Regions from separate parts of the Mus musculus genome. Here all the other regions are linked to region 2. A link is a loop called in an ENCODE intact Hi-C map of the cell type or tissue named here. Cell type or tissue: heart. All regions are shown on one strand.

The links. A loop is a pair of places that touch in the nucleus more often than their neighbours do. Peaks named below come from ENCODE experiments on the same cell type or tissue, not always from the same donor. Only the 100,000 strongest peaks of a DNase experiment are listed, where the experiment ranks them.
Region 1: a loop joins it to region 2, with 6 times the contacts of the local background. A loop is called at or near these places in 2 of 42 quality-filtered maps.
Region 3: it touches region 2 in a loop (1.8-fold over the local background); 2 of 42 quality-filtered maps call a loop at or near these places.

The regions. Positions count from the first base shown.
Region 1 is chr13:97,547,329-97,549,828 of GRCm38, forward strand. No RefSeq gene overlaps it. Among named protein-coding and RNA genes, the nearest start is that of Gm41029, 9.9 kb to the left of the region's middle. In heart, no CTCF peak of the experiment used is centred here; a DNase peak (open chromatin) is centred at 1,353; H3K27ac peaks cover 2,250 bases.
Region 2 is chr13:97,294,287-97,296,786 of GRCm38, forward strand. The region is part of intron 1 of Gm33390 (a long non-coding RNA gene); the gene reads right to left. Among named protein-coding and RNA genes, the nearest start is that of Gm33390, 3.6 kb to the right of the region's middle. In heart, no CTCF peak of the experiment used is centred here; DNase peaks (open chromatin) are centred at 1,355 and 2,235; H3K27ac peaks cover 1,513 bases.
Region 3 is chr13:97,434,545-97,437,044 of GRCm38, forward strand. Lncenc1 (long non-coding RNA, embryonic stem cells expressed 1) reads left to right here and starts at 426. Exons shown (of 2, transcript NR_110432.1): 1 at 426-548. In heart, no CTCF peak of the experiment used is centred here; DNase peaks (open chromatin) are centred at 527, 957 and 1,557; H3K4me3 peaks cover 1,910 bases; H3K27ac peaks cover 2,387 bases.

The DNA.
Region 1 (2,500 bases), 250 kb after region 2:
GCTAACATCAAGTTTGGGTATGCATCAGGACTCATGAGTCCTCATCTGGGTCCTCTTCCAGTACCCCACCAGCATCACCCTATTCTGGCGTCAGGCTTTTCTTTTCTGTGAATAGGAGTCAAAGCAAAACAAAAAAGGAGGTGGGCTGGGACAGCCGCTCAGTCAGTAGGGTACACGCTTGAATATCTGAGTTTGACTCTTAGTACCCATGTTAAAGAGCTACATGGTAGTGCATACTTGTGATTCCTGTACCGGGGTCAATAGAGCAGACAGATTTCCTAGGGGCTCAATGGCCATGAGGTCTAGATGACATGGGGACTCCAGGCTAATGAGAAACCCTGTATCAAATAGTGGAGACCATGTGAGGGAGGGTATCCAAAGTTGATCTTTGGCCTCCATACACGACCCCCCAACACACACACACACACACACACACACACACACACACACACACACACACACGGGTCTTTTTCGGTGAGACTCTCGCAGTGTCTTTCTGGGTCCAATTATGATGCTGAGTTAAGGTTTCAGAGGAATGATTTCATTCTTTAAACAATCAGTGTCTTTTAAAGATCCAGACATCTTTTTGACCATGTCCCAAGGACCTCGGTGGACTGATGTGTCAGAGGGTTCCTCAGTCCTAGGTTATGTTTTCCCAGCTGCTCTGGCCAGCAACAGAGAGAAAAAGACACTCTGGCATATGGGTCAGATGCTTGCATTATTATTTTTTTTTTATGTGTGGGAAACATACGTGGAAGGGCCTCAGATTGTAAAAAGCCGACCGGTGCATAGGATGTCAGAACACTCACTGTCTCTGTCCTGGGGACAGTTTCTTGGCATGGCCTTTTGGTTGTCTAGGTGTGTCTAATTGTTCTGAAGGCACAGCTGCATGAATATGATTTGCCTGTGGGGGTTGGGGGGCAGTGGGAGAAAAAAGGAAAAAAAAACGAAGAAGAAGAAGAAAAGGAAAACTATTTTTCCAATGTCAGGAAACAATCTTCAGCTACCTTCTTGGTTCTTACCTTTGAATTTCTGGGAAGCCTGTAGACTTTCAACTTTTTTGAAAAAAAAAAAAAAAAAAAAAGCTAAGTAGAAAGAAAGCATTTTCCCTGCAGCCTTAGAGGGTGACTTTTGATATCTTTGAACTTATCTCTGAGAACAAAGAGCATTCAGAGCTGGCCCCCTCACTTGTGCTTTTAAGCATGTTCATAGCTCAGAGCTAAATGGGAAAAAGAAGAGAGAAGAAAGGCAGTCTTTGCCGATTGCCCCTTTGTAGATTCGGGTGACCCTTTCCTGCAGGCTGCTGCAGGGGTGTTGCCAAGAAAACTTTGCTTCCGCCAGCCGAGCCGTGGAGACATAACAGACTCGTTTTCCTGCAGCTGAAGTAAATATTTCAACATTGATGTTGAAGGCGCCTGATCGCAGGGAAGCAGGAAGCTACTATTTTTAGTTGAGAAAAACATCAACATTGGAGGAAGAGACCAGAGCAGAGGCCCATACTTCAAGTTTCTTCAAGTTAACAATATCAGAGACACTCACTAAGCAATGGGCACAGCCCACTGGCATTTCATTTTTCTACAGTCCTGGGAACATAACCTAGTGTGTTAAGAATGCTAAGCATTTTCTCTACTCGGAATTACTCCCCACCCCAGTCTGGACAATGCATTGATGGAACCTAGTGATGAAACCGCGTTACCCAAATCCAGCAAGGGCAGATACTTCTGGAAATAAATCCATCTTTGAATCTGGAGGAGGCATAGTCTCTCTTCACTGCCGCCATATCTTCTGTGGAAAGACTATGCGTGACTAGAATGTTCTATAGCTGCCATGGTCCTGCCAGTTGCTGGCAACTCTGCCACAGCTGCCTGGTCTACCCTCCGTCTTTTAGGAGAGGCCTTCTCAGTGGCTTTGAAGATGGCCCCTCAGCACACTCCCTGGCAGGTGACTCATTCGCAAGCTCCTCTGGCCCAGTTGCACTGTTAAGGCACTCACAGAGTAGATGGCTACTCTTAATGACTATTGCTCACAGAAGACAACGTGTGTGGAAAAGGAAAACACACTCAACTGGAAGCCATTGCTCTTGGCTTCCGGTTCCCAGGCTGCACTCTTTTCCAACATCAGCATGAACAGCCCCACCCTACGCCCAAGTAGCCCCTTCTCAAACTCCCTAGTAGACATGATCATTTTTGCAGTTTAGTGGCAAAGTGGGTGTCTCTCAGGGCTCTGTGCCAGTCCTAAGTGACAGAAAAATGAAAGACTGCCAGAAAAGCTAAATACTGTCAGCAGGGTATCGTCAGTGCTCATTGGAAAAGTACCTTTGGGGCCGACGGCAATCTCACCTGTTGTCACTGTTGACTGGAATTTCAGTGAGTTCCACAGGAGCCAGCACGTAGGTACAGGGGAAATCAAAGTCCCTTTTGGGGTTCTTAATCCCATTCATAAAATAATTTAATGACAGACTCAAACAGAAGCTTGGGGGACAATTTTCTTGAAAAATCTT
Region 2 (2,500 bases):
GTCACCTGGAGGTGAAAATACTCCAGATGTAAGTAGATTATATGCAATGTATGTATGTATATACACAGGTTATATTCAATGACTATACCACTCTGCACAAGGGACCTGAACACCTGCAGCTTTTGGAACCAGCTCCTCATGGACACCATTGGAATGCTGTACTCAGGCGGGCCTTGAGAGGGACCTGGGGTCTCATAGCCTTGTGAACTCTGCTTCTGTAATCATAGCATCTGGGTTCTCCATGGGTTGGGTTCTCCATGAAGGTCTGGAAGATGCTGTTGTGTCTTAGCACATGCGGCTTGGTGTGGTATTCACTGAGTGAACAAACCAAAGATTCAAGAAGGATGAAAGATTCCTTAGTGCTTCCACCAGGGAAGTGGTCCATCAAGAATGTCCCCTTTCAGCAATTCCATGCTATAACAGCAAAGGAAAAGCTGACGTTTCCTTTTTTGAGGCTGTGACGCACCTCTCACAGATCCATTCTTTGTTGTTGTTGTTGTTTGTTTTTTGTTTTTTCAAGACAAGGTTTCTCTGTATAGCCCTGGCTGCCCTGGAACTCACTCTGTAGACTAGGCTGGCCTCGAACTCAGAAATCTGCCTGCCTCTGCCTCCCAAATGCTGGAATTAAAGGCGTGGGCCAACACTGCCCGGCTCATGGTCCTGTTCTTACACACATTTCTTCGGCTACTTCTCTCTTCCTGCTTCTTGAGTTTTGGTGAACCAGTTGATTTGTTTATTTATCACTATTGTCGGCTGACCAAGGATGCCAACTCATGCCCCACCAGCTCCTCCCACCTGTCCGTTTTCCCTGAGAACTCTGCCTCAGCAGCAGAAGTCTCACTTTTACACAATACTAGCCTAAAGGTCTGACGTAAGCTAAAGAGGGCATATGCAAATTTAGAGTGTCTGACATTTCACCTGTGAAAGAGAATCTCCCGGTGACAAGGAAGAGAGGATCCCTGAGAGCGGACGGAGGCCATTGCTCTATTTCCTGATTCAAAACTGGAGAGGAGAGCACAAAGGAAAAGCCTACAGAACATCTGTTCTTTTCCTGTTCTTTTGTTTGGGGGGAGGCCAGAGAAGGGGAAGAATCAGGGAGGGAGGGAAAAAGGAAGGGGGAGAGGGAGGGGGGGAGGGAGAGGTATTTTTCCATTGACCCAGTAAACAAAATAGAAAATGAGGCCGCAAAAACCTGACCACTCATTTTGGAGTTTCCCTAAGAGGTGTCTTGCTCAAGGACAAAGAGTCTCTCCTAGGAGGCGTTTCCCCTTTGCCCTGGAAACGGTCCAAAGGCAGAGCCAAGTCTAGCAGGTCAAAGGTCTGCTATCTACAAGACTTCCTTGGGGTTTTGGACTCTTGGCAGAAAGCAGCAGATTTCCTCTTTGGTGGGAAGTCCTCCAGCAGTGAGCAGGTTGGGGGAGGGAGGGACGGCAAGGGACAGCCCTTCCCACCACTCCAATTCAGCATTTAAATTGGAAAGGACTGCTGTCTCTGGGTTCCTGGGAAGGTACAGTGTGCTGCCTTCCTTTGGCCCTGACCGGTGTGCCCAGTGGGTGCTGAAGGCAACTGGGGAAGAATGGAAGAGCCTAGGAGTGAAATGGCCAGGAAAATGTGGGCAAAGGGCATCTTGGTGTTTCCTAAGGCCGTAGACAAGTTCTCTTTCTGTAGTGATGGGGCTGCATACACTGCTCAGTGGTTACTTACCGCGGATGCACCGCCCCTCTCTAACGGGTTCGTGCTTCCAGAGATCGTGATAGTGTTCACTCGTGCTCTGGAAATGACTGGTAGAGCCGCACCTGCATTTCCAAGAGCCTCACGAATTACCCGCTTCATTCATATAGAAAGCTGCTTACTTCTTCCTCTCTCCCTCTCCCTCTCCCTCTCCCTCTCCTCTCCCTCTCCCTCTCTCCCCCTCCCCCTCCCTCCCTCCCTCCCTCCCCCTCTCTCTCTCTTTCTTTCTTTCCTCCAGAGGGGTCCATTTGCTTGGGAGACCCTCCAGAGGGTAGAGGGAGAGACTTGCCCCTCCCTGTTCATTAGGCAAAGAAGGAAAGCAGGTGTTTGAAGAAAAACAAATGAAGAGTGGGGTGCAGAGCAATGTGAAACAACATGGCGGTCTGATGAGCTTTCCAGAAGCCAACGTGATGCCGGAACGTGATGCAAGAAAGGAAAGGGCAATCCGTGGAAGGCTGATAAGCTGAACTAAGGAATGTGAGTTCGCTCCTTGAAGCAGGAGCATCAGGGAGCATACAGGAAGGTGTTTAAGTTAGGAAGCCGCCTGACCTAATTTGAAAGGCTGCTCTGGGCTGGTGAGATGGCTCAGCGGCTAAGAGCACTGACTGCTCTTCTGAAGGTCCTGAGTTCAAATCCCAGCAACCACATGGTGGCTCACAACTACCCGTAATGAGATCTGACTCCCTCTTCTGGTGTGTCTGAAGTCAGCTACAGTGAACTTATGTATAATAATAAATAAATCTTAAAGAAAAAAAAAGTTGAAAGGCTG
Region 3 (2,500 bases), 140 kb after region 2:
CTGTACAAAAACTCTGTGTGTGGGGGGGGGGGCTAAGCTAGGAGAAAAATGACAAATAATAATCAAATCTGACCAACAAAATAGACAAACATGGTCCCGGGGGATGGAGAGGAAGGTTGTGGCATCAGCCCCTAGGCTCACTTACCTGTGAAGTGTCTGCAGGAGTGAGGAGGGAGCCATGGTAAGAGGGGGGCAGTTTTCTACATATATCCTGTGATTTCTGCTCTAGATATCTCGATTAAGAAATAAATGAATAAATTGGGGACTCGGCCAATGGCTCAGTGAGAGGGAACTGATGAGAGAGGCTTCTGGCAGACCAGGTGACTTCAGGAGGAAAAAAAAAATTAATTCAATTTCATCGAGTGCATTTCCTCTGGACCCAGGAATCACAGGAAATGCAATGTCTTTGAAAGGATGGAGTAGATTTCATTTTCTAGCGATCACTTTCCTTCTGCTGGTGACACACTGTTACTTCAAAGGCCTGGACCGGGGCGTGTTTCCTGTAAGGGTGAGCAGATTTGAATGACCGCTCAGGATGGACCTGCTCTGTAAGCACCCACCCCATGGGGCAGGCAATCTTGGGAATTACTGCTTTCCCGGCCCCTGCCTGCTGGGCTCGGGGCCTGGTGAGGTGATGGGGGTGGGGTAGGGGATTTCACAGTTCCCTAGCTCAATTAGGAGACAAAGCAGGATTGTTCTTAGCTTTGTTTTACGGAATTTCAATTGGGGGGGGGGTGTAAAAAAGATTCCCCGAGGACGCAAAACCCTAAATTGTTCTTGCTTTATCTTCTTGTTAAAATGTGTTGTGCATTCCTGGGCTGGAAGGCAGAGGAAATAAAGCTTCGCCGCTACCCCACGCGCCCTTCCCTATCTAGCCCTGTCAGGTCCCAAGTATTTGAGGGAGTTCTAATTACAGAGGAAACAGACTCCCTATCTGGTCTGGACTCTTGTCAGTGGAGAGTGCTCTTAAACGTTCCACATGGATTCAGGGAAATACGATTTGGAGAAGTGCTGATTTTTATTGGGCATGACTAACTCAAGCTGCATCTTTGTATTTTTTTTTCACTCCCTTTTAAGAATAATCGCTTCAAAATGATTAATGATGCCTGAAGCCACCGTCCTCACTTCCTGCGGTGAAACGCGGAACTTTTTGTGCATGTCTGGGTTTGTACAAGGGTGGGCTCCCAACTCACTGAGACAGTTTCCCATCCTGTCCAGACAGTTGGGTTATTGTTCAGGAAAGCTGAGTCTCTGGGGGGTGGGGTGGGGGCTGCAGAGAGGGGACCCTGTTCTGTCCCCCTCAGGGAGAAAAGAAAGGCTTCGCTCCAGTTACAGGAGAGTGAAATTGGTTAACCTCTCAAGGTGCCAGGACAAGCTTGTTGCTGGATTAGTTGGGTCCTAATTCTCTCTTCTCTCTCACTCCTTCTTCCCCGCCCCCTTCCCTCTCTCCCGTGTGCGCGCGCACGCGCGTGTGAATTAAGAACAAAACCTTGGTGTCTTTGAAAACCAGTAGAAACAAAAGGTCACCACCCTGCTGGGATGCAGCCATCTCTAGGTCCAGGCAGAGCTCCCCTGCCCCCCGGAACTCCCCAGGGGAGCATCCTGCCTTCTTCCTAGGATCGTCCTGGGAAAGCTGTTGCCTGGTCGTAGCCCGGAGACCGCAAGGATTCTAGCTCTAGCCGAGTCCCGCCCTCCCATCTCTGCCGGCCTAGGAGATATCTGCGGCAGCTGCAGGGGCCATTTTTTATAAATCGTATTTAGTAAAGACTGTGAGTGATTTTTGTAGATGACAGGAAAGTACTAGAATACTGGTGACTGGTTCCCCTGGTGGATTCTGAGAGGCTAGTTTGTCATGTAAATGTTTGCAACCTTCTGTCCAACTCCTCCATTCTGTCTTTGCATTTCAGTTCTGAGGAAGGCCGACTGGTGAAGTATGTACTAAAAGATTTCCTTTGTGAAGCTCAGTGCAAGCAATAACAATCTCTTCTGCCCATAAGGTATGGAGCGCCTGAGCTTTGGAGGACTGGCCACGTTAGGACTAGCTAGCTTAAAAGAGACAAGAAGGCTAACAAAATTCTCTCCACTAAAGGCGCATGCCAGGCAGTGAGCAGGGCACAAGCTTCTCTCCTGAGCAGATTCATCACAGGAGATGTCGGTGTCCAAGGGATTCATCACGTTAGAGCTTGTGAGCCCCGACTGAGAACAACATCTGCAAAAAAAAAATATGGAAACATGAAGTATTCCTTTAGGGTTACCTTCTATTGAAAAGTCAGGGAGCACACACCTGCAGTCCCAGCACTTGGGAGGCAGTGGGGGGAGGGGCTGCTGGGAGGGGAGCTGATCTCTAGTTTAAGGCATGTCTGGGATAGATAGTGAATATCAAACAAATAAGGAGTCAAGTGTGAGACCAAAATGAACTCCCCCCTCCCCCAGATTCAATAGCCTATCTGTTTTTTCCTGAGCAGTGCTATTCTGGTTGTATAAATCAAATTCTCGGTTT